Regions from separate parts of the Mus musculus genome. Here regions 1, 2, 4, 5 and 6 are each linked to region 3. A link is a loop called in an ENCODE intact Hi-C map of the cell type or tissue named here. Cell type or tissue: left cerebral cortex. All regions are shown on one strand. Region 1 has its middle 83 kb from the start of Gm34145. Region 2 holds the start of Nipsnap2 (nipsnap homolog 2). Region 3 holds the start of Gm38615 (a long non-coding RNA gene). Region 4 has its middle 37 kb from the start of Gm34468. Region 5 overlaps Adgrd1 (adhesion G protein-coupled receptor D1). Region 6 has its middle 77 kb from the start of Gm34145.

Region 1 (5,000 bases), 330 kb after region 3:
CAGTCAGTAAATGGCTGATGGGGACAAATGCACTCAGAGGCAGTTTCGATGGCCATGGCCTCTGGCCAAAGACAGAAGCTCTCTGAGTTAGAGGCTGAGGATGGTCTTAGCAGATGGAGCGTGTATCACAAGCACAGAGAGACACTCGTTTTTCTTGCAGCGCGTTTATATCCTCATTCTGATGGACGATCGATCGTCGTTGAGAGCCACAATCCAAATGGTTGGGAGGAGGCAGAGAGATACATCTTCCGTGCAGAGCTCTCTGCTCCCTGTCTCTCCTCGACAGTGTTCAAGGACCCAGAACAAGGTTTAAAGTTCCAAGGGCAGGGGATGTCACAACAGAACCAGCTTCCCTTCCTCCAAGAGGCTTACAATATTGTCCGGATCTGTCCTACAATTGTTAAGTATGAAGAACCTTCTGGACTGGGGCTAGAGAGCTTGCACTGGCTGTTCTTCCTGGAGGACCCGGGTTCCATTCCCAGCACCCGCATGACAGGTCCCAACCATCTGTAACTCCAGTTTCAGGGGAGCTAACACCTTCCTCTGGCATCTGTGGGTACTGGGCGTGCACGTGGTGATGCCTAGACATTTATGCAGTCAAAACATTCACATACACAAAAAAATTAATTTTTTTTCTTTAAAAGAGAGCCTTTTAGATTTACAGTAGATAATTGCAAGTGTTTGCATGCTTGAAGATCACCTGAGGATTTAATGGAACCCAGATCACTGGGATGTGCCCCAGCTTCTGGAGATGCAATGGGCAGTCTCCCTGGGCTGGTGCTGACCACAGCTGTTGGAGATGGTAAACCCCAGATGCCTGGCTATGTGACAGGGTTCCCATAGGACAACAGAAGCCGCTCCCTACCATGGCAGAACTGATCCACCTCTGAATATAGAGGATGAAAAAGAAGATGAAGACCCAAGAGCTGACAGCAGGGCTGGAGAGACGGCTCAACAGCAAAGAGCATGCACTGTGCTTGTAGAGGAGCTGTACTCTTCCTGTCTAGCATGATCCCAGGGACAGACCTGACTAGATGATCCCAAGGACAGACCTGACTAGATGATTCCAGGGAGAGACCTGACTAGGGTAGTGAGAGAGTGAAAAAAAACAGAACACAGACAGAAAGTTGGAGCATGGTAGAATGGGCTCTCAGCTGAAGAAACCACAGTACCCTGGATGCTCAATGTGTTTATTATAGAGAGTTGAGCAGGGAGGTGGGGTTATTGCACACAGCTGAACAGCGAGACTGGGTTACCATATATTGGATTAAGGTGACAGGTTTAGCTAATCTTGGTAGGGAGCAGTCTCTGGAGGAGAACAATCTTCGGACCATGAGTATCGGGGGAAGAGAGCTAAGGCGGATATTTTCTGTCCACACTGTCAACATCCACACATGGACCTGAAGTGAAGGCTTTGTCATTTCCCTCCAAGCCTCACCCAGGGGCAAGGCATTGCCATTACTGTGTGGGTCTGAGACTCTAGGGTCCTCAACATGGTCATGTCCTTGTCAACAGTGCACATTCACCAGGACTTAACTCAAGGTTTGATCTGCTCCATGCAGAGCTGATACAGTTCCAGATCATAGCTGCAAGCCCCCTGTGTGTGTATATATATATGTAAATATATGTCATATACATATACATCATATACATGTACATATACATCATACACATGTGCATATACATATACGTCATACACATGTGCATATACATATACATCATACACATTTGCATATACATCATACATATATACATCATATACATGTGCATATACATGTGCATATACATATGCATCATATATATAACATACATATTTACACACATATATTATATACATATATGTTTATATTTACATATACATATATATCATATATTTATACACATGCACACACACATATAAATGCTGTCTCTGTACTGGAGTGTGAGATCCCAGAAAGCCACAGCCCTGCACACAGAATGCTGAAATGAAAATAAATCCCCTTCCTGGAGACAGAAGCGTCACACCCTACCTAACCCCACTTTCATATCCCAGGGACCCAAGAACAGCCAAAAGAGGCAGTCCTTGCAAGGACTTCATAATGACAGCAAAACCTTAATAGGACTGTGAGTTAGCAGGTCTAGTTGGAGCTCTCTGGGGACTCTGCAAGGCCAGGGCCACTAGCATCCTTGTCAAACACAAGAGTGGAGAGACCAGGAGCAGTAGAATTTCCCTCCCTGCTGCTATCAGAAACTTGCAAAATCCCAAGACCAGCCTGACTGGAGAGAAAGCGGATATCAGTCCCTGCTGAGTCTCTGCTGCATGTCCACCTGGCCCAGATTGCTGGCTCCCTGTGGACTCATTTTGTTTCCAGCTCCAGATCTCACTTGCAAAGCCCAATGCTCTCCCCCCCCCCTTCTCTCTCAGGAGTTTGGCAAGGCGGTCAGTAACAGAGGTGTCTACAGAATGAAACCCAGCCCCTTTGCGGGATACTGAGGGAGAGGCTCCCTATTCCTTACTGAAGAGAGCAGCTTGGCACAGGAAGTCAACAGCTTGCATCCACCACAGGCACTAGAAGGAGCCAAGTTCACCATGCATGCTGCAGCTGCTCCTTGCACCCACTGCTCCCCTAACCAGCCCTGGAAGGCAAGCAAGAGATGACAGATACCCACAGACACTGGCAGGCGGTGAAGACATATCCCACAGCAGACCACAACACTTGAAGAGGTACTTGAATCAGCAAAGATGCACAGGACTTATGCCAGAGAGCTACCTGCATGGCCGGCTGGTCACTGAGGAAAGTCACCTGCCACCAAGCTGTTCTATATAGTGTCAAAGGGACTGTGGGCAGTATTACCTATCTACCCACTGTGGCTCTATAGGGGACATTTCCTACCACAGGCTCATGAAGTCCAGACAGAGGCAGCCCTCAATAGCACTTCTGCAGAAAGAGTCAGAGGGTGGAAGGTTCCTCCTGTATGGGCTCTGGGAAGGGGAATGGGAAGAATAGGAGTAGCAGTGGCATGATGTTCTATGCACAGTGATGGCCGTGGTCCTGCAGGTGCTGATTTGGGTAAAAGCAAAAGATGAGCTGGGCACAAGAGCTAGGGATAGGCTGGGCGTGGTGGCTCACGCCTTTAATCCCAGCACCTGGGAGGCAGAGGCAGGCGGATCTCTGAGTTCCAGGACAGCCAGGGCTACACAGAGAAACCCTGTCTCGAAAAACCAAAGAGAGAGAGGGAGAGAGAAAGGGAGAGAGGGGGGGGGGGAGAGAGAGAGGGAGAGAGAGAGGGAGAGAGAGAGACAGAGAGAGACAGAGAGAGAGAGAGAGAGCGCTAGGGATAGACTGACAACCCTGAACACTGAGGAAGCCTCAGGCTTGAGGGTAGACCAAAGACGGGACCTTTCTGGTGGTGCTCTGGTGGCTCAGGAGACAGACTAGGCTCAGAGCTTCCTGCCCTTCTGCCAACTCTGATGGAAGAGGACGGGAAATGAATGCAGCCCCCCCCCCCACCCATGGTCTGGCCTCCTCACTTAGGAACAGCCAGCAAGGTTCCAAGAAGTCCAAGAGAGCTGTGGCCACTTGTCAGGTTAATTTACAGTGTTTGGATTCATTACAGAATAATTATCTCATCGATTTGCTGTTGGCGTGTTTATGGGTTCTGCTCTCCGATCAGGAAAGATATAGAGAAGCTAAAGTAACTTTAATTATGTTAGTGCCTGGGAAACTCGAAAAGTTTGGCACCTCAAATATTTTTAAATTCCAGAAAAACGGAAGTGACCATCCACAACAAAGTTTTAGCACTGTGGGGCCAGTGGCCTGGGAGGTCACATCCTCAACCCAGCCAGGGGGATGATCACTGTGAACTCTGTCCACTGGTATCTGGGTGGGCTTGCCTTTCATTTTTACAGAGTAAAGGCCAGACCCCATGTATGACACCTACTTACTTCTCGCTGCCCTAAATATTTATAGCAGCCCTTCAATTCCCCATGAGGAGCCTCTCCTACCCTCTAGCCCTGTGTCTGAAGGTGCGATAGTACCCCTAGGTCAGGAGGGACCACGAGAGTCCTGTTGCTCCACCCTGCCCCACGAGGCCTGGTCATCAAATGTAAGGCCAGAAGAGGCAAGAGGTCCTTTTGAAGGCTGGATTGCAGCAGCCTTTCTGCCACCAGGAGGGCTTTGCATCTGCTCTGAAGCAGAAACCTGAGAAAGAAAATGCTTAAGAGTGAACTGCTGTGCCTGACTGAGTGACTGTGAGTCAAGGTGTCCATGCTCTGTCACAGTCACTGCGCAGGGGTGCACACACAAGCACCCAGAAGAGCCACTCTCTGCCGGATGCAGGCATCAGCATCCTGCTCAAGGGCATAGTCTTTGCAAATCAAAGAGCTATGTCTAGAGCTTAGAAAGCTAAGGCGACCCTAACTTTAATAAATAAAGTCAAATCATAATGAAGACTTAGTACAAGGGTTGAGAATAAAGATCAGCATGATCTTTGTCCCCTAATGCAAGTGGCAGAATTGACCCAGGTTTGTCTGAACAGTCAGGAGCACAGAATCAATGAAGAATGAGGGCTGTCAAACTCAGATGCCACCAGTGTCTCCCTTCCGGGTCAGGCGGGCCCTGGGGCTGGCCTCACTCTCTGGCACTCAGCCCCAGTGTCTACCTCTCAGAATTGCATCCTGCAGCTCTTGACAGAAGCCTGAGCCTAAAAGATAGGAAAAAACATTCATATGCTTCCTGACACCTGTCCTCATGAAGTGGTGGTTTTGGGTGCATTGTGGGATATAGAGGAAACCCAGATGTCTCCTGTGGGAGGTGGTCTGAAGAAGAATAGCAGGTCTCCCTCTGCAGCAGCCAGTCCTGAGGGTAAACCACAGGCCTCATCCTTCACCTCCCCCAAGGATGAGGTGTCTCCCCCCCCCCCCCCACTGGCCTTCATGCCCCATCTTTTCCCCAAGTTCACGCTGACTCAGGCTTAATGGACTTAAGGGGGACTTGACCTTCAGGGGTCACTATGATGCA
Region 2 (5,000 bases), 660 kb after region 3:
TGGTAAAGAAAGCCTTAATTAGAAAGATTTAAAATAGTTTAAATTTATACATTGAAGATTATAAAAAATCAGGCACTAGATGTTAAATAATAATTGACCATGGGGCTGGAAAGTTAGTTCAGTGGTTAAGAGCACTGACCATTAAAGATTTATTAACCTGCTCCTGGAAATATGTCACTAGCCTTGGACGACAGCCCCCACTGTATACATCCTTTTAGAATTGTTATATTTTGATGATTTACATTAATAATGATGTTATCTGTTCTGTTGTGATCCACTGAACACATAGTTTCAGAGTTGTAATGCTTGGATGATTTTTTGTGCTTTACTGTGCCAAATGATTTTTGTTGGTTTCTGTGATTGTTTCACTGGATATATACTTTCTAAGAGATATAATGTTTGTTTTTTTAATGTATAAAATCCCCTGCTTGAGAGCTGCAGAATACACTCAGATTCAAACTGCCTCTGTGTTTGTTTCTGTTTGTCACCACCAAATCCTTACCCACCTAGCTTCAAGAACCCTCATTCCAGGGACCCCCCCCCCCATACCTGAGTGGGGTGATCCATGGCAGGGCCTAAAGCCACTTGGGTAGTGGCATACACTTATTTTTTTTTAAATTTATTTATTTTATGTATATGAGTACACTGTAGTTGTCTTCAGACACACCAGACAAGAGCGTCAGATCACATTGCAGATGGTTGTGAGCCACCATGTGGTTGCTGGGTTTTGAACTCAGGACCTTCAGAAGAGCAGTCAGTGCTCTTAACCACTGAGCCATCTCTCCAGCCCCCTACACTTATTTTTTTAATCAATTAATTTATTATTATATCTAAATACACTCACTGTAGCTGTCTTCAGACAAGCCAGAAGAGGGCATCAGATCTCATTGCAAATAGTTGTGAGCCATCATGTGGGTGCTGGGATTTGAACTCAGGATCTTCAGAAGAGCAGTCAGTGCTCTTAACCCCTGAGCCATCTCTCCAGCCCATGGCATACACTTATAATATAGCACTCAGGAGGCTAAGTGCTGAGCACAGCAAGCCCAGGCAACTTGGTAGAACCTATTTCAAAAATAGATTGAAGATGCAAGCTCATTAATAGAACACATGCCTAACATATTCAAGGCCCTAAGTACAGTCACCAGTACTTAGGAAGGGAGGAGAGCACTGGACTAAAGAACTAATGAAACTTTAGAGCCAAATGGCAATGGGTTTGGGGGTGGGGAATACAGGAAAAATATGGCCTAATGCTAAGGAGCACAAAAGCAGAGTCATCAAAGAAATGCATAAACGCCAAGTTTGCATTCCAAGAGAGAGTTGAAACTCCTAACCTATAAAGTTGAGTCAAGTGCAATACTGCATACCTATGATCCCTGCACCGCAGAGACAGAGGCAGGAGCATTGAGAGTTTGAGGCCATCCTGGTCTGAATAATGAGGTCCAATAACTAAACAGCTTATGACGGCTCTGCAAGTAATCTCAACCCAGGAGTTTACCCTGAGATTACAAAAGGATTCCTGTCAGAACAGGCAGGACCCAAGGATGGAGTCGCATGAGGGGAACTCTGAATGCTTGTGAGAAACTCCAAATGAGTCTTGTAACCTCAGTTTCTTCAAAACACAAAACTTGTTCATAGACTGTGCTTCACACCCCTCCCAGGTGTAGCGAATCGCAGTGAGTTCACTCCAGATCACTCATTACTGCTTGCTGCTTTTATTATTTTTTTGCCACGTGTGGCTTGTCCTTATGATTACACACCTAACTCCTGTGGTTCTTCTATACCCTCAGAGTATAAATCGTCTGATGCTCTGAATAAACGCTATTGCTTGAGACTTTAGTCCGCCTCGTTTTTAGGCTCCATTCTCCCAGGTTCAACCCCGACTCAAGAGCGGTAAACAGATTACCATCAGTTTGAGGCCGGACTGGGCGCCACATAAAGACCCTGTCTCAGCTAAGTTGAGAAATGAAGGATCTGTATAAAAAAGGCAGGGCTCACCGACGCTTGAAGAGGCCCTGCCCGCAGCAAGTCACATATCTGCCTCCCACAGTTGGGTCTACAGTTTTATGGACCGCTCTCAGCCTCATTCACATTCAAAGGAGTGCCTCTCCCAGTCTGAACCGCTCCTCCACCACCCACAAGACCAGACCCTGTCATTTGTCCAAATTCTTGTTAGAAAAACTGTACCCATGGGGCTGGAAAGATGGCTCAGCGATTAAGAGCACTGGCTGCTCTTCCCGGAGGACCTGGGGTTCAATTCCTAGCACCCACATGGCAGCTCACAACCTCCTGCAACTCCAATTGCCAGGGGCTCCACCCACACTCTCACACAGACATACATGCAGGCAAAACACTGATGATGCACATAGACTAGGAAGAGAAAAATTTAAAAGATAAAGAAAACCACAACTCCTGAGCTTCAAGATTACAGCTCCCATCCGTCTTCTAACTCAGAACCAGGAAGGCAGCCACCAATTGGAGAGTATCCTTCTCTTGGCCTCTGCATGTAACTGAGGCCCAGGCTGCTCCCTATTTCTCTGATTCCTCGGGATCTAGTTCTGCTTTTGCCTACTCTTATCTTGCTGAAGTTTATGCTTATATCCATAGCTCTTTTATTATCCTTACAGAATACACTTCCCCCTATACCAGTGGTTCTCGACTTTCCTGATGCTGCTAAAACTTTAACACGTTTCCTCATGTTTGTGGTGGCCCTCAACCATAAAATCAGACTCTGGATTCCCCACATGCACAGATCTACTCCTTTCCCGTGGATCTCCCCGTGTACATTCCAGGTTCCTTTCTCACTCGGACTTCAGAGACCCTGAACTCCCCTCGCGGGATCTACGGATATCTTCAGCAACTTCTTGGCACGCCCCCTGGCGGCAGCACTGAGGCGCCACGCTGCTCCCCCTAGCGGCCGCTCCCCTGCACTACAGCGGCCTAGCGCCCTGCCCCGCCCCGCCCCAGCCTGGTCGGCCCGGCCGGGGGAGGGGTCGCGGTAGCGGCGGCGTCAGCGACACCGAGGCGGTAGGAGCTTCAGGCTCCGGAGCAAGATGGCGGCGCGGGTGTTGCTCGCGCGAGGAGGCCTGCTGCGGCCAGCCGCCCAGAGCGGCTTCCTGCCGGGGCTCCGGTGAGCAGCGCCGCCCTTTCCGGGGCCCGGCCGGGGAGGGGCCGCCGTGGGGCGAAGGGCGCGGGGTCCCCGGGGCGGGCAGGGGACGCCGGGGGGCCGGCCTCCCGAGTCCCAGGCGACCGAGGGCTGGCGAGGCTGCGGCGCCTTCCCGGGCCCCCGTGGGGCTCAAGGTCACCGTCCTGCCGGCGCCGCCCTTGCCGGGGACGCCCGGGCTCGCGGGCCACGTCCGCCCTCAGCCTCTGCGCGCTGCGCCCCTCGCAGTAGCAATGCCTCGCCCCAGGTCGTGCAGAGAAGCAAAAGGATGGCTGGTCTCCCTGGGGAAGCTGTACCCCGGGGTCCCCAGTCGGGACAGCCCTTAAATTTGAAAGCGGAGTGGCAAAAAAAAAAAAAAAAAAAAGTAACCCACGGTGGCCAGCTGTAGTAGATGGCGGAGTTCGCTGTCGAAACTTTTTCTTTTTTCCTGACCTCCGCGGAGACTGTGCTCGGTGTGTCAACCTGTCACCTTGACATCCCCACGTTTAAATAACGAAAGGCCATCCGAATTTACCGACAGATTTGTTTTCCCTTCTTTTCTTCCTTTATATGCTTATTTGCTGTTTAAGCGGTTTGTAGGATTTATTTTTTTATTTTATGTGTATAAGTGTTTGCTTTCATGTGTGGCTAACACATAGGTGCCTGGGGCAGCCAGGAGAAGGTTTTGGATCCCCAACGACCCGGAGTTACAGAGGGTTGTGAGCCGCCATGTCGGGGCTGGGAATTGAATCTGAGTTCTCTTCTAGAGCGGCAAGTGTTCTTAACCCCTGAGCCATCTCTCCAGGCCCTATGTATGTATGTATGTATGTATGTATGTATGTATGTATGTATGTATGTATGTATTTTGAGACAAGATCTTACTACATATATTCCTGGCTGGCCTTGAACCTTCAGCAAACCTTTTGCTTCAGACTCCAAAGTTCTGCAGTTGCAGGTGTGCAGTTGCAGGCCAGCCTTGGCTAATTGAAATATTCCTTTTTTTTTTTTTTAAGATTTTTTTTAACCTCTGAGCTCTCTGCCACGTGTGTGTAATTGATTTTCTTCCACCATGTGGGTCTGGGAAATTGAATGTAGTTCATCAAACTTAGCAGCCAGTTTCTTTACCCCTTAAGCCATCTCACCAGCTCCAGAACTTGCCTTCAGATTTCTTTTGTTTGTGCGTATGTGTGGTTTTTACCTGCATCTATGTATGTGCACCGTGTGCATGCCTTGGGCCTTCAGGGACCAGAAGAAAGTCTCTGACCCTCTGAAGTACAGTTACAGAAATGGTTGTAAGCCACCACTTGGGTGCTGGGATCGGAACTCTGCCCCTCTAGGAAAGGAACAGGTGGTCTTAGGCATGGAGCCATCTCTCCAGCATTATGAGAGCACCATATAATATGGCTTGTCTGATTTACTGGCAATCTTTAGTACTGGGGTGTGTATCTCACACAGACACACAGAGGACAAGAGACACATCTCGAGGGAAAAGTGTGTGAATGCTTTTGTTTCAGGACAGATGCAACTTGTAGGTGCAAATTATTTAAACCACCTGTAATATGATTCCAAGTGGAATGAACCGACATCTTACTCTCACATCTGTTGTTACTGAGCAAGCAGTCCGAGCCCCTAAAGTTTGTATTTTGTTCCTTGGGAAACAGGCAACTGAACCCCAAGGTGCTCACTCAAGACCCAATGCTCAAAGTCATGAAACTGGTAGAGTTTTGGACCTACCAGGTACCCGTACTTGGAGCCAAATGCTCCCTACCCCTTGATTCCTTGAGGATACTCTCACCCTCCTCTCTCCCTTCCTGCCAATCCTCTCTGGGAGCTATTCAAAGAGGAGGAAGAAGAGGGAGTC
Region 3 (5,000 bases):
CCCAGAAACTTCAGGTGAGACAGCAGCTTTCCTAGGAATCCACCCCTCACCCCTCAGCTCTGAGGCTGCCCTTCCTTTAATGGTAAAGGACACATAACATAAAATTCCCATCTTAACCACTTGCAACACGGAATTTGGTGGTCTTAGAGCGGTCACAATGTAGGGTAGCCGCCACCATCATTATGATGTTGTTGTTGTTGTTGTTGTTGTTGTTGTTGTTGTTCTTCTTCTTCTTCTTCTTCTTCTTCTTCTTCTTCTTCTTCTTCTTCTTCTTCTTCTTCTTCTTCTTCTTCTTCTTCTTCTTCTCCTTCCTCAGCCTCATCACCCTGTGTTGGCTGTTCATTGCTGTAACAAAGTCCCGGAGGGAAGCAGCTTAGAAAGGGGAAAGGTTTGCTTCAGTTCATGGTTTCGGTTCAGTTGCTTGGGACTGATTTTGCAGGTCTGTGGCCCGCAGAGTATCTTGGAGAGAGCCAGTAGAAGAGGCAGTGTCTGCAGAGGCCAGCAGAGGCCAGCAGAGGCCAGCAGAGGCCAGCAGAGGGCATTGTATCCTCTGGAGCTGGAGTTACAGATGGTTGTGAGTCACCTCATGCATCAGAGAAGCAGAGTCAGGAAGCAGAAAGTCCTGCTATCTCCTTCAAGGGCACACTTCCAATGGCCTAACTTCCTCCTACCAGGCTTCATAAAGTTTCCACTACTCCCCCCCCCCCCCCAATAGCACCATAGGCACCAGCAATCCTTTAACACATACAACCCTAAGCAGAAACCCATACCTCTGTTACCAGCTGCTCCCACTCTGCCTTCCAGCTGTGTCAACTTAACACTAGTCACCTGGGAAAAAGAAACCTCAATTGAGGAATTGCTTTCATCAGATTGACCTGGGGGCATATCTACCAGCATTTTTTTTTTTTTTAAATCTGTCCAGCCCACTGTGGGCGGCACCAGCCCTAGGCCTAGATGATTCTGGGCTGTATAAGAAAGTAGGCAGAACAAGCTAGTAGGCAATTTTCTTCTAGTTTCTGTCTTAGCTCCTGCTTGAGTCCCTGCCCTGACTTCCCTCCATGATGGGGTATGATCTGGGACCATAAGCCAAATAAACCGGTTCTTTCCCAAGTTTGTTTTGGTCACGCTGCACATCTCAAAAATTGAAAAGCAAGCCAGGACACCAAGCATGGATCTGTTTTCTGTTTGCATGGATTCTTCTGGACAGCTCATTTAAATGTGGCCTTCTGCCTAGCTTCTCACACATCGTGTTTGAAGAGCAACCCACGTTGTAGCGTTTCTCTTTGTAGCTGAGCGTGGACCACATTTGCATATTCGCTTATCGCTGCTGAGCATTTGGTATCTACTCATTGGCTATTGTCAAGCAGCCTTTGTATGTGGCGTGCTTTGCACACCTTTACTTCTTTTCTATACACAGCCACAAGTGGGCTTACAGGTCAAGTGCTGACTCTGGATCAGATGGTCCCCACACCAGCTGTGCTATTCATGGCCCGCTACAGTCTCTGTTTCCTCACAGGCTTGTTTTATTCTGGAAAGTTACTGTTATCAAGTCTTGGGGTCTCTTTTTGGACTTTCTAAGCCGAGCAGAGTGGGATACCTGAAGCAATAGTCTGATTCAAGTCACCAAAACATGGAGACTCACAGACCCCACTTAAGGGGTCCCTCACTAAGGGGTTCCCCAGGGATGTGTCAAGATGCCTGTTCTGTCCAGTTATAGGACAGGCAACCTTACCACGAGTTCAGGTGTGAAACCCACAGAGATGTGTCTTTCCTTTCAAAATTTGGCAACAGGGCAGCAGGCGGCATCTCCAGAGGACTTGCTTCTGATGCTGTGTGGAATATGGCTCTATCTGTCATCACCAGTGTTGCCTAGGTGCAGAAAACAAGGCTTGGCAGATGATCACCTAAAAGCCCAAGTTATTCATTTAAAACCCCTTGAGGATGGTACTCGATGCCCATAGCCCAAACAGCCATATATTCCCATGGTCCTCCTTGCCCTGTCCAGCTTCCTGAAGTCTGAGGTCTTTCTCCTTTTAGCTCATCCCTTCTGCTCTAATCCACTTTTTCCTCCCTTTTTATGATTTAAATTTATTCTCTTGTGGTTCTAGAAGCCAGAATGGAAAAGTCAGGGTGTTTCCAGGGCTGACTTCCAGAATCTTCTGGGAGAGTTCTTCCCGTCTTTTCCAGCTGTGGGAGGCACCATGATCCTGCCTAAGGTGAGACTCTCCTACATCAGTCTGCCCCCCTCCTCTCCTCCTCCATCTCGCCTCCTCTCTCCCTCCTCCCTCAGACCTTGGATGCCCCGTTTACATGTCTGATGGTTATACCACAGCCATGATAATCAGGAAGACCTCCCATTTCAGGCTCCCTAAGCATGCCATCCGTGAGCACTTGCTCTCAAACCCACTGGGCTCTTTCCCAACTGTCACAGCCTGGCATTCCACAGACTTGCTTTGTGTGGCCGGTGCTGATGACAGGCACCTCTGTCTGGGGAGAGCACGACTGTTGTTCACCATTCCTTGATTCAGTCATCATCTGAGAGAGATAGAGACAGGATGATAGAGACGTAGAGATGGATGGAGAGAAAAAGAAGATGAAGACACAGATGTGGACAGAGGAGCAGACTGACGCTATACACACTCACAGGAGGAGACTGAAGCTCTGTGTGCCCACAGAAATCTTTCGGTTGGTTCCAAGCCCTCACCCTCAGTTTGATATTGTGCTTCTATCCATCTGACCCACACCACAGCCTCCCTAGGCATCTACTTCCTTCCCAGTCGCTTAGTGATGACAGACCAACAAAGCAGAGTCCTGGTCCTCGACGAGGTGAGCCGTGCCTTCTCGTAAGCACAGACATGCCCTGTCCCGTTAGAACGCAGGGAAACGGCCCATTTGTCATTTTCTTTTCACCTGGAGGTCCCTAGTGTTCCCTAAGCATTGGGACCGCTGGCATTGGGATAGCAGCACCTCCAAACATTTCCCCTATGAGCCACTTGGGGGCACCCATGCTCCGTATTGTGGCCACAAGCCTACAAGGGATTTGTTCCAAAGGTCCGCATGTGTTTGTCCATATCCATTTCATAAATAGATCACACATTCATGTATTTTTATACATAATGCAAATAAATATGTATAAAAATTTGGAGACCCCGCACCACAAAGAATGGAAGGGTCTCAGACAGCTGCTCGTTAACAATGCCCGCCACGCACCCAGGCTTGAGAATCGTCATGAAGGAAGGCTGCTCCACTGGCCTCGGCTTGGACAGGGCTGGATGCTGGGCCAGAGACAGGTTCAATCTTTCCAGGTATTATAGAGTTACTGTTATTTAAGTCCTCACATTCTTTGGAGCATTTTACTCCAGGAAAAGAGGTCTGAGGTATCTCTTGGTGCCACTGAGGGAAGGAAAAACTGGAGACACATTTGCGATGTGACTTCATGGATTTCTACCTAAAAGAGAGGCATCCAAAGCCCCAGATATGTAGGTACCAGCTATCGAGGATGAAGCTAAAATGACATTATGTGGGCTGGGTCACATTAGACCAAGCCATTCACTTACCATCCACACTGTTGGGAACTCTGGAATGCCTATTCCAAGCTATGTCCTGAAATGATATCCTAAGCTTTGGCAAATGGATTCTACAGAGGCCCCACTAGGAAAAGGGCTAGTGAGGCTCAACTGGAGGAGGATGGCTTTGCAGTGGTACCCAAGCCTCACATCCACTACAGCAGCTCAGATGATGCCAAGCAGCAGACACACCAGGCAAGCTGGGAAGTCGTCTGGCCAAGGTGGCTTCTGAACGTCAGAGCCTGGTTAAACGAGTTTACTCTAGGGGGGTGGGGGTGGGGTGTTCTAAAATCTTAGGGATACTTACTGGGTCTTTGGAGGACAAGATGGTGGCCTAAGACCAAGGCACAGCCGTGGATGCTGCTTGCTTTGTTTATACAGGCTATTGGCAGGTGAGCCGTAGTGGCCTTCCAAACGTTGATGCATGTGTGCTCGAGTCTCTGAGATCTTGTCACAGAGCAGTTATGATGTGACTTGGTGGATCTGGGTGAGTCTGAGAGTGTATTGCCAGCACACGATTGATACTGGCTCTGTAGTTCTTGGGTCATATGATTGTAACAAAGGCTCTGCACATGATGTGTCCCAAATAGCGGCCTCTGAGGGATGGCCACTATAAACTCTGCTCTCCCTTTGGCCTTTTCTCTCCATCATTAGCCCAAGGAAACCAAGTGTCCCCAGGATGGTAGCTTACATATTTCTCTAAGTCATAAACTCCTTCACCCACTAGGTGACCTCAACTATTGGCTGAGGGTAGGAGATTAAGAAAATAGCACGTCCCCTTGTTGTCACAGTCTGTCACTGTAGTTTGCGAGGTAATCACACAGCCTGCCAGTCTGATGCTAAACGCTGTGTGGACAGGAAACACAGCACAGGGCAGGATGCCAGTCAGCTCTAGAAGTTAGGATTGAAATTCTGGGTGGAGGAAGCTTGCCGAAAGAATGTCAGCTGGTGGGGAGAGGGACCTTCGGCAAATAAGGGCGGCAGGACTGAATGTCTGGATCGCTAAGGAAGGAGAAAAATAAGGAGGTGAGTCTGAGGAAGGGCGAAGATGGGGTGCCCCCTTGCTCGGGCTGTTCTACAGAAAACAGCGAGTACTGGGGAGCCAGCTAGTAAGCGCGAATTTACAGAGAATGTCCACCAGGGGGCAGCAGAGCAGAGGGATCAGAGGTTCTGTCACAGAATTCTAGAATGGGGGAGGAGGCGTTGACGGGGTAAGGGTGACGGGGGTGGGGTTTGGAGTCGGGAGACAGGACTCGCGGGGGTGGGAACCACAACACGGGACCCCAACAGGCACTCCACAATTGTCTTTTTATCTCAACTGCCCTCTGGTACTCTTTCTGGATGGCAAGTTCCCAGGACAGTGTGGTCCTAAGAGATGCTCACCCGGCCTCATTCTTGGGACCTCTGTATAGCAGTTCCGGGTAGCCACCCCCC
Region 4 (5,000 bases), 400 kb after region 3:
ACACACACTACTGAACTACACTGGAGTGAGCCTTGGGGGCTATTTAGATCATGGGCAATCCTTCATTTCCACTCCAATCTCATGCTGATATTACTGGGGTTCTACCCATCTTGTTCCTTCTGCACTGGGAAGAACCCATCCCCCAACCCCTGCCAGCTGCCTGGGTCTTGAGTTATGACACTTTTAATTAAATTACTTTGCCAGAGGCTCTTCACTCAAAAAGCAATCGTTCTAATTGCTCATTTTGAGATCTGATCTGTTACTTCCTTGACAGAGAGGCCTGTGGCTATGACGTTGGCAGAAATTAAATGTCTACATCTATATATCCTATCTGTACCCACAGGTGCATGCACACGTGCGCGTGCGCACGCGTGCACACACACACACAGAGAGAGAGAAAGTTTAAAGGGACTTTTCCTATCTACCTGCCACAAACCTCCAAGAAACCACACCTCTCTGGCTGTGAGCAGTCTCTCGTTCTTCCATAGGAAGCTGCCATGAGACATCTCAACACTGTGCTGCACAGCTTCTGGAGGGGAAAGACCCACCCCAAACTCATGGAGCAGTCCTCTATAGAGATTGTGATCCCTGCAGCGTGGACACCTCTCTACCTACCCTTGTGTGTGTTCCTCAAGGTTCTTTGAGAAGGACCCAGACCGTGAGGCTGGTTCCAGGTATACCCTGACCTAGGGTAGGAAGCAGTTCGGCAGCCAGAACTAGGACCGTACCAATTTCACCTGTGCAAATCTTGTCTCTGCAGTGACATGCTGTGTCACTTTGGCATGTGCCAAATCCCTCTGGGCCACAGTTTTCCTATCTGCGTGCTAGGCAGTTGATCCCACAGTGAGACCAGCAGGCTGCAGTGTGCTGTAAGGAGCTGTAAGCATGCCCGTGCCATCTGTCCAGCACGCAGGCCTGCCCTCATCCCCACTGTCTCTGTCCAGGTCTTTGCCAGCATGTGACCAGGCTGACCTCACTGTGAGTGGAAGAGTGGATGCAGCTGCACTGTGGCTTCCATGGGCCTGAGGTCCGTGAGCGCTTTCGTGAGTTCTTCCTCCATAAAACAGTTCTCAAATGACAGCTTGTGGCTGGTGAGAACAGGAATCAATCAATGTTATATTTTTTAGAATGCTTCCTTTGGCCCAAGAGCTCATTTTTCTTCCAATTTGAAGAGAAACTAAAACGCTTTAGTCATCCCCAAGTCTTCAGTCAGCCTGGACACACTCCAGGAAGATCTGCATCCAGCTGGCACCTGCCTGCTAAGACTCTTTCCTGCGGCTTCGAAAAGAAACCCAGAACAGATTGCAACCGGACACTTAGGTCATGTGGCCGTCACTTTAGCCAATGCCAGGAACGTGGGCTGGAATATGCTGATTAGTGGGCGTGGTTTGCTCTTCCCTTGATGGTTGTAGCCCTATTCCTTTCCTAGAATCAAGTGCCCTGAGCAAGGGCACCCCAGCCCCAAGCAAAAAAACAAAGCTTGCAGACAGCAGGTGAATGCCAGACAAGGCAGCTAGAGACCACAGGACGTGATTGGGATCCACAGCCCAGGGACTCTTTTTGATGGCTTGCAAAGCTAACTCTCTAGGGATGGGGCAAAGTCCAGGCTGACACACAGACATCCGCATCTCAGTGTGGGGTTGTCCCCAGCAGTGCCTACAGCCTCAGCAGGGACTATTGTGGTCCACCCCAGAGCAAGAATCTACTCCACAGTGGTGCTGTGTCTTCAGGGCATGTGGACACTGGGTCCCTTTGGTTCTGGGAGAAGGAGGAGGAGGAGGAGGAGGAGGAGGAGGAGGAGGAGGAGGAGGAGGAGGAGGAGGAGGAGGAGGAGGAGGAAATAGAAACAGAGACAGAGGCTTTGTGCTATGGGCTGGACCTCTCCTTCCTGGCTACAGCTAGAGCCTGAACCCTCTCTGGGAGAGAGATGATTGGACTTCCAGATGGAAGAGCCCCCAAGAGGGCATCCCTACTTGCTACTGGGCAGTGCCCTTGTGTGATTGAACACTGCAGGCTTAACTCAGCAATGGAGCCTCTATGAGCACCCAGTAGCTGCTTCTGAGCGCACATAGGCATGTCCTTGGTGCTTGGAGTGGTACACACACAGCTCTTGGGATGCTTATGAGACATCATCCCAGATTCCAGAAACCATATCCAGGTGTCCCCAGAGCTCTGAGCATGTGAGAGCATGTATGGACACACACTCACTCTTCACACACACACAATGCTGTGCACACACTCAGTTTCCCTAGCTATGCGACACACCACATAGTTTGCTTTCTTAGGCTAATACATGACTTCACTTGAGTCTTCTCTCTCAGAGGGAGGGACGGAGGGACGGATGGATGTCAGAGCTCATAAGTCCCTTCCCACCTGCCCTGGATAGAAGAGACCAGTGGTCAGTGGAGAGAAGGAGGTCATAGTTGTACTGTCAGGGGCAGAGGAAGATGGTCTAAACATGAAAGGCCTTCAGAGAGCCATACAAGGCTGCCTTGTATAGGGAGTAGCCCCTCCCAAGCTGGGGTTTCCACACAAGATGGTATACGGATAAAGGTCAACCAGCTGCAATATGTGGCTTTGGGGTGGGGGTGGGGGTGTCACACAGGTCTTTTTCTAGCTTCACCCACAAACGGGAAGGGGGGCAGACACCAGGCTACAATGTGGGCAGGGTTGGGATTACTCAGGTCTATTTCTAGCTCCAGCCCACGAGCCACTGAATGAGACAGTTTGCGGAATGAGGCATTAGACCCCTGCAGCTGTGACCTAAGAGCAAAAGCCACCATTCTCAGAATGGGAGGGAGGCCAAGGGCCCAGTTATAAGGGAGAAAGGGGCTGAGGCTTCTTTCTGCACTGGCAAAGAGGCTCCCCCTAGGGACCAGAGGGAAGGAACTACCTTCTGCACCTTCCAGCGCTCCCAGTTGCTATGCAGAGCATCCCATCTTCCTCAGAGCATCGCGTCCTCCTTGCCAAGTGCTCACTTTCCTCATAACCACCCCCAATCCTTTCCCTACTGTGGCCCTGCTGCTAAGGTCGAAGTCTTACCAGACAGCCCTGAGCTCGGTGCAAAATGGCAGACTCCCTTTGCCAGTGGGACTTCCTCTTCTCTGAGGGATCCAGAAGCCCACCTGAGGAGTGTCACCTGAGATCCTGCACCTGAGAACCCTGGAATGCTTCCCCATGCTAATGAGGCATTTCAGAACCTCAAGCCTTCAGCCAATGACCTTTGCCTGCCCTGGATAGTCTCACCCCTTTCCCCAAAACTATATAACCCTTGAATCACCCCGAATAAAGGGTATGCATACAAGTCCACTCCAAATAAAGAAATAAGCTCAAGCTAAGATCATCTCAGAGAGCTGTTTCATTGAAGATTGCCAGAGAAGGCTTTCTCCTAGAAGAGCTGTAATACTAAGATCCTCAGAGAAGTCCTTCTGCCCCTTGGCCCCCACATTCATTCCCAGCCAGACCGGGATCCTGCAGGACTCCATCTGCTCTGCACTCTGCTTTATTATTCCTGCCCGGTGTGCAACGGGGTCTGAACAGCCTGAGGTGAATGAAGGCAGGGGAGTATCCAGAATCACACCCTACTCCCTCCCCAAAACTCCAGACCACTCTATATCATTGTCTAAACCAGCAGCCTCCCACAGCAGGGCGCAAGTGCTACCCCCCTGAGCCCTAGTGCCCTGGATGGTGACTGGACTGTGTCCACACTTCACAAAGACATTCTCTGAGAACATAGAATGGTGAGATCCATGGTGCAGGCCAAGGTTGCTGTGAACAGCAATACTACCAGGCTGAAAGGGTTAACCAAGAGCCGGAAGCTGGGGAAGCAGTGGGTGTCAGCCCTGAAAGGGATGAACAACCAGGGCCACTCTGCTCCCTGCGTCTGTCTCATCAGAGAAAGCAGGAGGGAGAAGAATGACAGGAGTTGGAGGGGGGTTCTGGAACACAATGAAGGATAACCACATATGCAAATGCTGAGGTCAGTCTCCTACACTAAGCACCAGCCCCCACCAGGATCCCCTGAGTCACAGGGGAAGGGGAAACAGGGATGCAGTTGTGTTGTAGGGGAAATGTCCCTCTGTCACTCTATGAAACACTGTTTCAAACAGTGACCCAGGAAGCAGGCTGTTTTTGTTCTTGGACCAGTCAAGAAGCCTGTGGACTCAGTGGACCTCAGGCGGGCTTCTCAGCCTCAGTGGCTGAGCCATTGGAAAGTTTCCCCGAATGAGGGCTGTTGAGATGACTCAGCCGATGAAGGCAGCCTGACAGTCTAAATCCAATCCCCAGAACCCACATAGGAGGAAAAGCTGAACTCCTGATAGCTGTCCGCACTCCTGCTGTCGTATGCACACACATGCACACAATCATTCATGCTGTCGTGAGAACACACATATACACAATAAATACAAATCACTTTTAATGGTGCCATGACGGACAGCAGAAGACAAGAGCATTCTCTACCCATCTGAATCTCAGAAAAGGACATTCCTGCACAGGCCATCAGCAGAAGGTCCCCTACATATCATGTCCCTTCTCCTCCCTAGCCTTCCTAGTCAGGGCCAAGCTGGACTTCAGGATGGGAGGTGGGGCCAGGTCTCCTGACTGACCCTGTCCTCACTGAGACTTTCTATTTCCGTTGTCATGACAACCTTAGAAAGCATGCATCCTCCCAGTGAACTGCCAAGTGCATTGAGTGTCACTGTAGGAACACAGCAGGTGCCAAGTCTCCCTGAAGCAATGTGACCTTTAGGAAGCATAGACCTCTCAGCTAGAGCCCTAGGCCAGAGCCAGCTCAGAAGAGCAATAGGGCTCAACTCATGAGTCATTAAAAAATATGCCAGGGCTGACGAGATGGCTCAGCGCATAGAACAACTGACTGCTCTTCCAAAGGTCCTGAGTTCAAATCCCAGTAACCACATGGTAGCTCACAACCACCCTATAATGAGATCTGACGGCCTCTTCTGGTGCATCTGAAGATAGCAATAGTGTACTTATTTATA
Region 5 (5,000 bases), 110 kb after region 3:
GACCATAAAGGGGAAGCTGTGAGCTGCCCTGGGATGCTGCTCTAGAGTTGCAGGACAAGCACACCAAGAGCCAGAAGAGAAGGTACCTTGGCTAGTGATGCTGCCCTTGGAGGTAACTTATTAGTGGACAGTTGAGCAAGTGAGCATCCAAGGTGCTGGTTGGGAACCCAAGTGTCACAAAGACCACTCAGAGGGAAGGCACAGGTGCATCCCCAGCCTCCCTGTGGAAGACAGGAGTTCTCATGCCATTAGGGACACTTCAAATGACACCAGGGTGGAGCGTCTTCCTCTGGGTCCTCCACATGCTGGACCATTGAACTGAGAGATATTTTGCTTTTCTTTGGTCTACCTGGGAGGGTCTACTGAGCAGTGCAAAGGGGCCCATACTTTCCAGAGAGCGGCCACTCATGCCTGGCATTCGTCTCAAGAGAGGTCCAATCTACAAAGTCAAAAAGGGAAGAGAAAATCAGAAGAAGGAAATCCAGACTCATTTATATCATAAATCTGTCACCAGTCAGTATTGGTGACACCAAATTTAGACAGCCTGTGGGTGTCTTCGTGGGAGAGAAATCACATCTATTCATTGCTAGGGAAGGTTGATTTGAAAATGGTTTAAAATTATCCCGTTTAAAAGGAACAGTCTCATGAACATTAACGAAATTAAGGCAGATCTCACAAGTAAGGCCAAGCCCCAGGCACACTTACAGAATTCATAAGGTGATAGAAATGGTTGCGTCTCCTGGACACCAAGACACCTATGTTCTCTCTTGTGGTCTTTCAGTTTGTGGTTCGAGTCTTATCCTATTGTGTTCCCATCTTTTCTACTCTCTGAGAACTCTCCTGGCCTTCTCCACTCCTGGTTTCTTTCTTGGGGCTCACTGCTGGAGGCTTCTGTCTTTCTGGTTAAGTGTGTGTGTGTGTGTGGGGGGGTCTTTCTGTGTCTCAATAGACAGTGAGGCACACCTGAGTAGTAACTTAGATTACTAGACCAATACTAGGAGGGATACCCCCAGCAGACCCTAGAATGATGCTCTAGGGGACCCCAGGATTATGCTCTAGGGGACCCCAGGATGATGCTCCAGGAGATGTCAGGATGATGCTTCAGGGAACCCCAGGATGCTAGGATGGATGCTCTAGGATGATGTCCCAGGAGACCCTAGGAATGTGGTCTGAGACTGGCCTTGGCCACTCAGCAGGTCCCATTCAAGTCTATGAATTTTAAATGTGGAAGACTTGGTGATCTAATCAGAATTTTATGCTCAGATACCTTATCTGAAAGTCTCAATTTCTTCCTTTCTTTCTTTTTTCTTTAAAAAAAAAAAAAGTCAAACAGGGCTAGGGATATGGCTTAGTGATTAAAGCGCTTGCCTTGCATGCATGATGGACCAGAGTTTGGTTCCCAGAAACACACATAAATGTTGTGTGGGTGCGGTGGCCCACCTGCAGTTCCAGCCTTGGAAGATGGAGCTGGGAATCCCCAGAGCAAGCTGGCTAGCTAGACTAGCCATATGGGAGAGCCCTAGGATTGATTAACAGGCCCTGCCTCAATGAATAAGGTAGGAGGGGAGATGGAGGAAGATTTCGGACATCATTCTCATGTATGTTCACACATGTGCAAAGACATGCACTCAACATGTATGTGTACACATCCATGTACAAATTAAGTTAATTAAATTTAATTAAAAAGGAGAAGACCCGGCCACACTGAGCTGAATTTGACTAGGAACAGTATTGGAGGAAACAGAGGTGACCCGGCCCCTGCAGGAAGACAGGTTGTGGGCCTAGCTCATTCCTGCTTTGCCATCTTCCCTGTACCAAGACTGGTAGACATTCACCTTCAGTTTGTGCTTTTCATTCTCATCTATGGGGGGAAGGATGACCTGACTAGGCCAGCAGGCTCAGATGAAGGAGGAACGAATGGTCTCTGGGCAGAGTGGTCCCACATGCTCCTCCGAGTGGGAACCTCAGCTGGCCTCCTGCAGTTTTCCCAGGCACTTCAGGGGCACTGAGTTTGTGGTCACTGACTCAGAGGATCCAGTCCTGAAGCCAATGCCAGGTTTTTTTTTTTTTTTTTTTTTTTTTTTTTTGGTATTTCTAAATCTGGCCATGGTGGGAAAGACAGCACAGACTCGGTCCTGAAGCCGGTGTTGGGTGTTCTGTCGTGGAACCCCTTTCCATCTCTTGTCTGGATTCAAGATAGTGGCAGTCGGATATGGCCCTGAAGGTGACCTGTATGGAGGCATGAAAGCAAGGGGTGATGAGACTGGTGGAACCACTGTGTGAGCTGCTTTGGGGGTGGGGGGGGCAGGAGTGCAGCATAGCCAAAACCATATGGGTGTTTCCTAGGGTTGGAGGGGTCTGTGAGGACTGGGCACAGGCAAGCTCTTTCTACAGGACATTCAGCCTGTCTGTGCATGCCAAGCAATGTCCAGCAGATACTTGTATCCCTGTCCTGGGCTGTGGGTCTGCAGTACTCACCCCCTCCACCCAACTAGGGTTCCTCCCTGCCGTGTGCTGTGTGGGTCTGCTGAGCCTCAGCTCTGCCATCTGCAGTCCAGCTCAGGGCTGCTAGCTCCTGGAGGCCCATGGCAGTTATCAGAAGGAGATGGAGTGGGTACCATTCAGTCTGAGAACCCAGGCTCAGCGCCCTGCCTTGAGTTCCTAACTCCAAGTACTCAGCTGATGGTTCTGCTTCTGAACCATCCTTCATCCTTGAACCCCCCCCCAGCCCCCGCCCTCCACACCTGGCACAGAATGAACTTTGAGCATGAGGACCTCAGGGATGCCCTGGTTGTGATGGCTCACGTCAGATTGGGGTGGAGACAGGAGGATGGGGAGCAGGCCTAGCCACTCCCTCTGGAAGTGTGGACCTCTTCCATTAAAACATCAGCGTCGGAGATGGCTCAGCTAATAAAGCATTTATCATGCAAGTGGGGGCTAGAGTCTGGGTCCCTAGCCACCCACAGAAAAACTGAATGGGCTTGGGGGATTCCTGGTTCAAGCTGACTAACTAGGATAACCCCATTGGCTCTGGTTGTAGCCAGAGACCTTACCTCAGTAATAAAGGAGAGAATGGCTGAGGAAGATGTTGGATGCCATTGCTAGAGACCTCAGGGCAGAGTCTTTTCTTTCCTCTTCATCTTCCTAATCCCTATCTTATTCTCTCCCCTGTTGCCTCCCGCTTCAAGTGTTCATTCCTGTCTCCCTTTCTGTCTCCCATTGTCTCATTCACTCCCTGTGTCAGCCTTCTTGTCGGTTGCTTCCCATGAGACATCTTTCCCTAAGGCTCTGGGGAGGCTCCTGGGCCACTTGGGCCATGGATGTGAGCCTAGGAAGTCACATCAGAAAGGACAGTGTAAACTGCTTCTAGGAAAGTCAGGGAGGGGAGGAGAGAGGAGGGACTCTGGGACAGAGCAGATAAAAGGCTTCCAGGTAACGTCTGGGGAGCCCCACCCTAGGTCCTTACTCTGGGGTCCACCAGTCTTATTCCAGAATCTTCATTAAGAATCAGCTGCTCTGAAGCTGGGGGTGGGGAGCTGTCTCCTCTGGGATCCTATTTGAGGAGGAGGCTGCCTTCAGAATGGGGGTCTTGCTCCATGGGGTAAGGGGTAGGCTTGGTGACTAGGTGCAGGGACAGGTTAGATGAGACAGTGCCCAAAAAAATGAAGCAAAGGACTGGCCAGCATGGGCAGCCTAGGCTTGAAGGTGGAAGTGTACCATAGTCTGAGTTTTGGTTTCCTTATGGGCAGGGAGCCCCAAAGGAGTCCAAGAACCAGATGGAAGAGGCATAAGATAGTGGAGGAATTCTTTGTGGATTTTTGTAGAGATTATACACACACACACACACACACACACACACACACACACACACACACACACACACAGAGCCACCTCCCTCTCCATTGGTGGTTTCCATCACCACCGACAAGCCTTCTGAGCCTGCAGCAAGCACCTCTTTGTTCTCTGAACAAAGGGTGAAGATTGCTCCTTTCTTACAAATGAGTAGGTGCATCTTGGAGATTGCTCCAACTAGGTGCATACAGACCAGCCCCTTTCACGTGTCCCCTCAGGATTCTGACCTCCGTGGGGACCTGCTTCAGTGGTAGTTGTCTCTCCAGCCATTCCACACACCCCTTTAATTCTCCTTTTGAGTGCTGTAGGTTAGTTAAATCCCCCTGCTGGGCCTGAAACCCACAAAAGTTCAATGTCAAAGCCTATCTGGCTGTTTTCAAGCCTCTGAGATGAGCTAGGGGATAAAGGGGACTTTGCCAGCAGTTACCACTGCCCCCCAGCACTTTGGGGTCAGGATCTGCCAGCAAAGGGAGGGGGTCCTTATCTCCTGGTATCTGGTGTGACATGAAGGACTCAGTCCTGAGAATCTATACCACACCTGGCCCTGTGTCTTTGGTCCTTGGATTTCCTACCTCCATCCTTGCCTGGCTTTGTATCATAGGTTAATCTTAGTTCCTGACAGCCAGTACAGATAATGGGGAAAGAGCCTATTTTTTGTCTCTGTGGGCTACAGGTATCTCTCAGGAGAGTGGCTGCATCCTGATGTGGTGGCAGTTCCCACCAGGACTCCAGGGACTAGACTCTGTCCTTTAGCCAGGAAGGTAGCTCCTTGTTGTGATTGGCAGCTTAGTCAATCTATCAACCTTGAGGAGTCTCCTGGCTTTTGATGAAAAAGTCCTGAATTTTATTCATTGTGAAGGACTTGTGCACCTCATTTCCCTGGTAAGCCAGGTGGCTGATGGGAGACAGAGAGACTCCTGGGTCCTGGTAGGAAGTATCTGAGGCCCAGATTCCTTATCGGACTCTCCCATGGGGTGACCTGAGCTGCAGAAGGCCTAGTCTCGATGTCTAATTAACTCCGTGAGGGGGTCATGGCATCTCCATCCTTCCACAGTAGCTGGGATGTTCATGCCCACCTGTACCTGCATTGTGTATCCATTTCCATAGGACACAGAATGCTGACAGCCTGGGCTCAGCCCCAGTAAGGC
Region 6 (5,000 bases), 320 kb after region 3:
TAGGCTGGGGAATGTTGAAAGAGGGAGGCTCCATCTATGCAGCTGCAGGGAAGCCATCATCCATGCTGGGTGAAGACCTTCCAGTGTGGCTACTTTCAGATCACCCATACTCTGACTCAGGTCTGGTCCGTAAGAGGCTTAATAAACTAGTTGGTTCCCCAGGATGAACCTAGTCGGAATTGAACTTGGGTTTGTCACTGAGACCTTATGAAGAAGTATATATTGCTTAATTCACCTGCCATGCTCCCCACCCCTGTGGTTTGAAAACGTTTGGCCCAGGGAGGAGCACTATTAGGAGGTGTGGACTTGTTGGAGTAGGTGTGGCCTTATTTTAGGAAGTGTGTCACTGTGGGGGTGGGCAGTGACACCTTCCTTCTAATTTTGTGGGAGCCAGTCTTCTCAGATGAAGAGGTAGAAGACCTCTCAGCTCCTCCTGAACCATGCCTGCCTGGACGCTGCCATAGTTCCTGCCTTGATGATAACAGACTGATCCTCTGAACCTGTAAGCCAGCCCCAATTAAATGTTGTTCTTATAAGAGTTGCCTTGGTCATGGTGATCGTTCACATCAGAGAAACCCTAACAAGACACCCCCAGGAGAAAATTCTTGCAACAACGTGGATTCCAGATGTCGCCATGACTGTACTCTGTGGGATATGCTTGAGTGCTAAGCCATCCCTTATAACCATTCAGCCAGCTCAAGCTTTCCCTCAGCTCTCCCGCTGTGCCACCTGATGCTCTCTGAGGGGCGTGGAAAGCTGAAAAGAGGGTTCGTGTGAATTAAAATTGCATTAAGGCTCTCAGAAGACATCAAAGTCAATTTTGGTTTTCAAGAAGAAAGTGCATGTCTTAGAGATGCATCGCAGTTCTCAGCATTAAAAGCAGCCCGGCCCCCTCCAGGGCCGTCTCTATCGCTCACTTCCTGTGTGTAGTCTGTGCAGTGACACCTGCCTTCGTTTTAATTGCAAGCTTATAGCACACAAACATAGTTGGGAGGAAAAAGGATTCAGGCTCCCTTGGAGGGTAGCTATGTGCTCATGACAGCTCATTTGCTGTTTCATGGTGTGTTCAAAGTGGCCTGCATGCCCAGAAAAGTCTTATTGGAGTTTGTCGCCATTTACAAGTGTTAAGTGTACCCAGCTTCCAGGACTCCACACTAGTCAGCTATCAGAATATGGATTACCTGAGTCCTTAATGGCTGTAGGGTGAAAGGTGTCTCTACACACGGCACTTCAGCCCTAGGAACAGTCAGTAATGACTGCCTGTCTTGGACCAGCCATTCTGCCCACCTCTGGAAGTCAGCTACAGTCTCTGGCACCTTTTTCCCTGGTTAAAAAAAAAAAAAAAAAGTGGCCCCTGGGTGGCCAGACAGCTGAACTTCACCTTGGATGTAGTCCAGTGGGTGGTGCACACCTTTAATCCCAGCTCTTGGGAGGCAGAGGCAGGCAGATCTCTGAGTTCAAAGGGCAGCCTGGGTCTACAGAGTGAGTTCCAGGACAGCCAAGGCTACACAGAGAAACCCTGTCTGTACTCTTTTTTTTTTTTTATTATTCTTGCCTATTCTTTTTTTTTTTTTAAGATTTATTTATTTATTATATGTAAGTACACTGTAGCTGTCTTCAGACACTCCAGAAGAGGGCGTCAGATCTTGCTACAGATGGTTGTGAGCCACCATGTGGTTGCTGGGATTTGAACTCCGGACCTTTGGAAGAGCAGTCGGGTGCTCTTACCCACTGAGCCATCTCACCAGCCCTGTCTGTACTCTTAAAAGTAAACCTTAAAAAGAAAAAAAGATAGAAAGGAAAGAAAAAAGGAAGGAAGAAGAAAGAAAAAGAAAATTCAAGTTGGACAAAACAGACTCATCTGTCAAGTTCACAACATAAAGAAAGCGTGCCCTAAAGACAGGGCTTTGGGGCTAGAGATGTCTCAGCAGTTAGGAGCTCTGGCTGTTCATGGGGAGGACCGGGGTTTGATACCTAGCAACCATGTGGCCCTTCACAACAGCCTGTAACCCCAGGTCCAGGGGCTCCGACATCTTCTGGCCTCTGCAAGCACCAGGGAAATCATGTAGAGCATAGACTTACATACAGATGAAACACAATTAATTAATTAATTAGTAATTAAGTCATATCACTGAATGATATGACTCATCAACAATGAGTTGTCATGGAGATGATTATCGCCATTTGAAGAGTAGCAAGCATTAGGCACACCCAGAGCTGTCACCTAATGTCCCTGCACCCAACCATGCTTAGGGGTTCTTGCTGACTGACTGACTGACTGACAGAAATGTGGTGGTTTTTCCTCCCTCGGGTGTTATATAGATTCAGTCCCCCCCCCCCTTTTTTTGGTTAAAGTCTAGTTTTTTCTACAGCAAATATAAAGACAAATTTTCTTTTACATAAATATATTTTGCAGTAAGAAGTTATTTTCAAAAAAAAAAAACCAACAGATACCTTTGAAATGACTGAAGCTGCATACTGGGGAAATATAGACAGATCAGGAAAAAAAAATCAGAACCAGATATCTAAAGTTAGGCCTGAGTAGAGCCATGGCTCTTAAACACTGGAAGCTAATTAAAGAAACAAATCTTACAGGTTTGTGGCTGCTTTTTTAATTAAAAAAAAAAAGCCAGGTGTAAGTCAGGCCATGGTGGTGCACATCTTTCATCCCAGCACTTGGGAGGCAGAGGCAGGCAGATCTCTGAGTTCGAGGCCAGCCTGGTCTACAGAGCGAGTTCCAGAACAGCCAGAGCTACACAGAGAGACCCAGTCTAAGGGGAAAAAATGTGTAACCGAAGGCCACCAGGTCTCTGCATGACAGTTGTTGACTGGGGACTCCACGGAGATCACTCTCGCCCACAAGTTGCCTGCACTTCCGGGCCACTGTTGCAGTGTGCGGTAGCCTGGGCTGAGTCAGAAGATGCCGCCCAGGAGAGAGCTGAGCAGCATCTGTAATCCATACACGCAGCCAAGTCTCCTCCTGACGCCTCCAGTTTCCATAGATGTTAGCTAAGCTTCGGGAGAAATAGATAGCATCATCTCAAGGCAGATGTCCCCCTCTGCCAGCACCTCCTGCTATCCAGCTGTCCATCTCATTAGGTAGATGTTCCCTGGGAAGAAGCTCTCAGGCAGCCAGGGATGGTCCATAGCTCAACTGTCCCTGGAGGCTGAAGAGTGTGCAGTAGCTTCACCCAGAACACCATCTGCCAAAGTCCCTGTCTTAGTTAGGGTTTTACTGCTGTGAACGGACACCATGACCAAGGCAACTCTTAAAAAGGACAACATTTAATTGGGGCTGGCTTACAGGTTCAGAGGTTCAGTCCTTTATCATCAAGGTGGAAACATGACACCATCCAGGCAGGCATGGTGCAGGAGGAGCTGAGAGTTTTATATCTTCATCTGAAGCTGCTAGCAGAATCCTTCCAGGCAGGCAGGATGAGGGTCTTAAAGCCCACACCCACAAGGCCACACCTCCCAACAGTGCCACTCCCTGGGCCATGCATATACAAACCATCATAGTCCCTGACTTTTCCTGTGCTTCCTTCTGTGTCAGTGGCCTTGATGGCAGGGGCTGGATGGATATCCTCACTAGGAACATCTGGCTGGGCTCAAGGCAGGGGAACTCTGAGCCCTGCTGCCCAGTGATCAGGGCTCTGCACCATGGCATCCCTACCCTACATCCTTCAGAACGGCAGAGGTCCAGATCAATATCTGCCACTAGGCAGAACCAGTGCCATGGGGTCTTTGGGAATGCTATAAGTTTAAGGTTCCAGCCTGGTCTGTCCTGTTTCTAGTGTGCCCTCTGTGTTTAACTTCCCCCAGAGTTCCCCCAGGGCTGTTGAAGCCCCAGCCTTTATATCAACATTCCACCAGTATGGGACAGAAAAGCCACCATCCCACCTGGCCTGCCCCCGTCTCCTCCCAGTTTAGGCACCAGCCACAGCAGCTGTGGCCTATACCCTGGCAAAGGCCAAGTCAATCTCCTGACAAGGGCCAGATGACAAGAAAGACTCTGTGGACCCCAGACCCCAGCTCATGAGGAAGGGGCCTGGCCAGTGTCTGTCTAAAGTACACAGGGAGAGAGAAAACAATGGCCGTTCCATTAGGATTGTCATGGGGATCCATGGGAGACCCATGAAAGCAGGCAGAGAGAGAGAGAGAGAGAGAGAGAGAGAGAGAGAGAGAGAGAGAGAGAGAGAGAGCGAGCCGCAGGGCCCTAGTGTGGCTGCGTCCATAGCCGCCAACAGGCTAGGAGCCGCCTAGCCAATTACTACAGAGCTGCTGAGCTGCCAGCAGGGGGCACTGAGAGTCCAACTCCCTGGAGAGACTCTCTTAGGCCCATTCTTCTCTCCTGATTAAATCTCCTCTAAATGCTGTCATCCCAGGGAGGGAAAAGGGCTCTCCTTATGAGGCTTATGAGGGTATCAGGCACCATTCCCCAGACTCTTCCTATACCCTGGGGCTTTAAGCTTGGCCAGGGAGGATGGATACAAAGTAAGGCCTTGGTCGGCAGTGCGTAGATAAAGAACACACACACACACACACACACACACACACACACGGGGGTGGGGAGGAGAGAGAGAGAGAGAGAGAGAGAGAGAGAGAGAGAGAGAGAGAGAGAGAGCGAGCCGCAGGGCCCTAGTGTGGCTGCGTCCATAGCCGCCAACAGGCTAGGAGCCGCCTAGCCAATTACTACAGAGCTGCTGAGCTGCCAGCAGGGGGCACTGAGAGTCCAACTCCCTGGAGAGACTCTCTTAGGCCCATTCTTCTCTCCTGATTAAATCTCCTCTAAATGCTGTCATCCCAGGGAGGGAAAAGGGCTCTCCTTATGAGGCTTATGAGGGTATCAGGCACCATTCCCCAGACTCTTCCTATACCCTGGGGCTTTAAGCTTGGCCAGGGAGGATGGATACAAAGTAAGGCCTTGGTCGGCAGTGCGTAGATAAAGAACACACACACACACACACACACACACACACACACGGGGGTGGGGAGGAGAG

What was found. Hi-C counts contacts between places; a loop is a spot of excess contacts. Peaks named below come from ENCODE experiments on the same cell type or tissue, not always from the same donor. Only the 100,000 strongest peaks of a DNase experiment are listed, where the experiment ranks them.
Region 1: it touches region 3 in a loop (2.7-fold over the local background); 15 of 42 quality-filtered maps call a loop at or near these places.
Region 2: it touches region 3 in a loop (4-fold over the local background); 3 of 42 quality-filtered maps call a loop at or near these places.
Region 4: it touches region 3 in a loop (7-fold over the local background); 2 of 42 quality-filtered maps call a loop at or near these places.
Region 5: it touches region 3 in a loop (6-fold over the local background); 29 of 42 quality-filtered maps call a loop at or near these places.
Region 6: a loop joins it to region 3, with 16 times the contacts of the local background. A loop is called at or near these places in 14 of 42 quality-filtered maps.

Annotation. Positions count from the first base shown.
Region 1 is chr5:129,388,703-129,393,702 of GRCm38, forward strand. No RefSeq gene overlaps it. Among named protein-coding and RNA genes, the nearest start is that of Gm34145, 83 kb to the left of the region's middle. In left cerebral cortex, no CTCF peak of the experiment used is centred here; DNase peaks (open chromatin) are centred at 2,338 and 2,538.
Region 2 is chr5:129,722,095-129,727,094 of GRCm38, forward strand. Nipsnap2 (nipsnap homolog 2) reads left to right here and starts at 2,981. Exons shown (of 10, transcript NM_008095.4): 1 at 2,981-3,127. The coding sequence starts at 3,051. In left cerebral cortex, a CTCF peak has its summit at 2,912 (motif pointing left); DNase peaks (open chromatin) are centred at 2,960 and 3,770; H3K4me3 peaks cover 2,038 bases; H3K27ac peaks cover 1,432 bases.
Region 3 is chr5:129,058,776-129,063,775 of GRCm38, forward strand. Gm38615 (a long non-coding RNA gene) reads left to right here and starts at 4,803. Exons shown (of 3, transcript XR_868544.1): 1 at 4,803-5,000. In left cerebral cortex, CTCF peaks have their summits at 526 (motif pointing right), 2,990 (motif pointing right) and 4,694 (motif pointing right); DNase peaks (open chromatin) are centred at 1,242, 2,341, 2,997 and 4,702; H3K4me3 peaks cover 242 bases; H3K27ac peaks cover 711 bases.
Region 4 is chr5:129,454,063-129,459,062 of GRCm38, forward strand. No RefSeq gene overlaps it. Among named protein-coding and RNA genes, the nearest start is that of Gm34468, 37 kb to the right of the region's middle. In left cerebral cortex, a CTCF peak has its summit at 2,867; DNase peaks (open chromatin) are centred at 1,272, 2,257, 2,826, 3,895 and 1 more place; H3K27ac peaks cover 3,186 bases.
Region 5 is chr5:129,172,189-129,177,188 of GRCm38, forward strand. The region is part of intron 15 of Adgrd1 (adhesion G protein-coupled receptor D1); the gene reads left to right. Among named protein-coding and RNA genes, the nearest start is that of Gm46923, 58 kb to the left of the region's middle. In left cerebral cortex, CTCF peaks have their summits at 1,464 and 2,548 (motif pointing left); DNase peaks (open chromatin) are centred at 570 and 1,463; H3K27ac peaks cover 1,828 bases.
Region 6 is chr5:129,382,169-129,387,168 of GRCm38, forward strand. No RefSeq gene overlaps it. Among named protein-coding and RNA genes, the nearest start is that of Gm34145, 77 kb to the left of the region's middle. In left cerebral cortex, no CTCF peak of the experiment used is centred here; a DNase peak (open chromatin) is centred at 2,986; H3K27ac peaks cover 694 bases.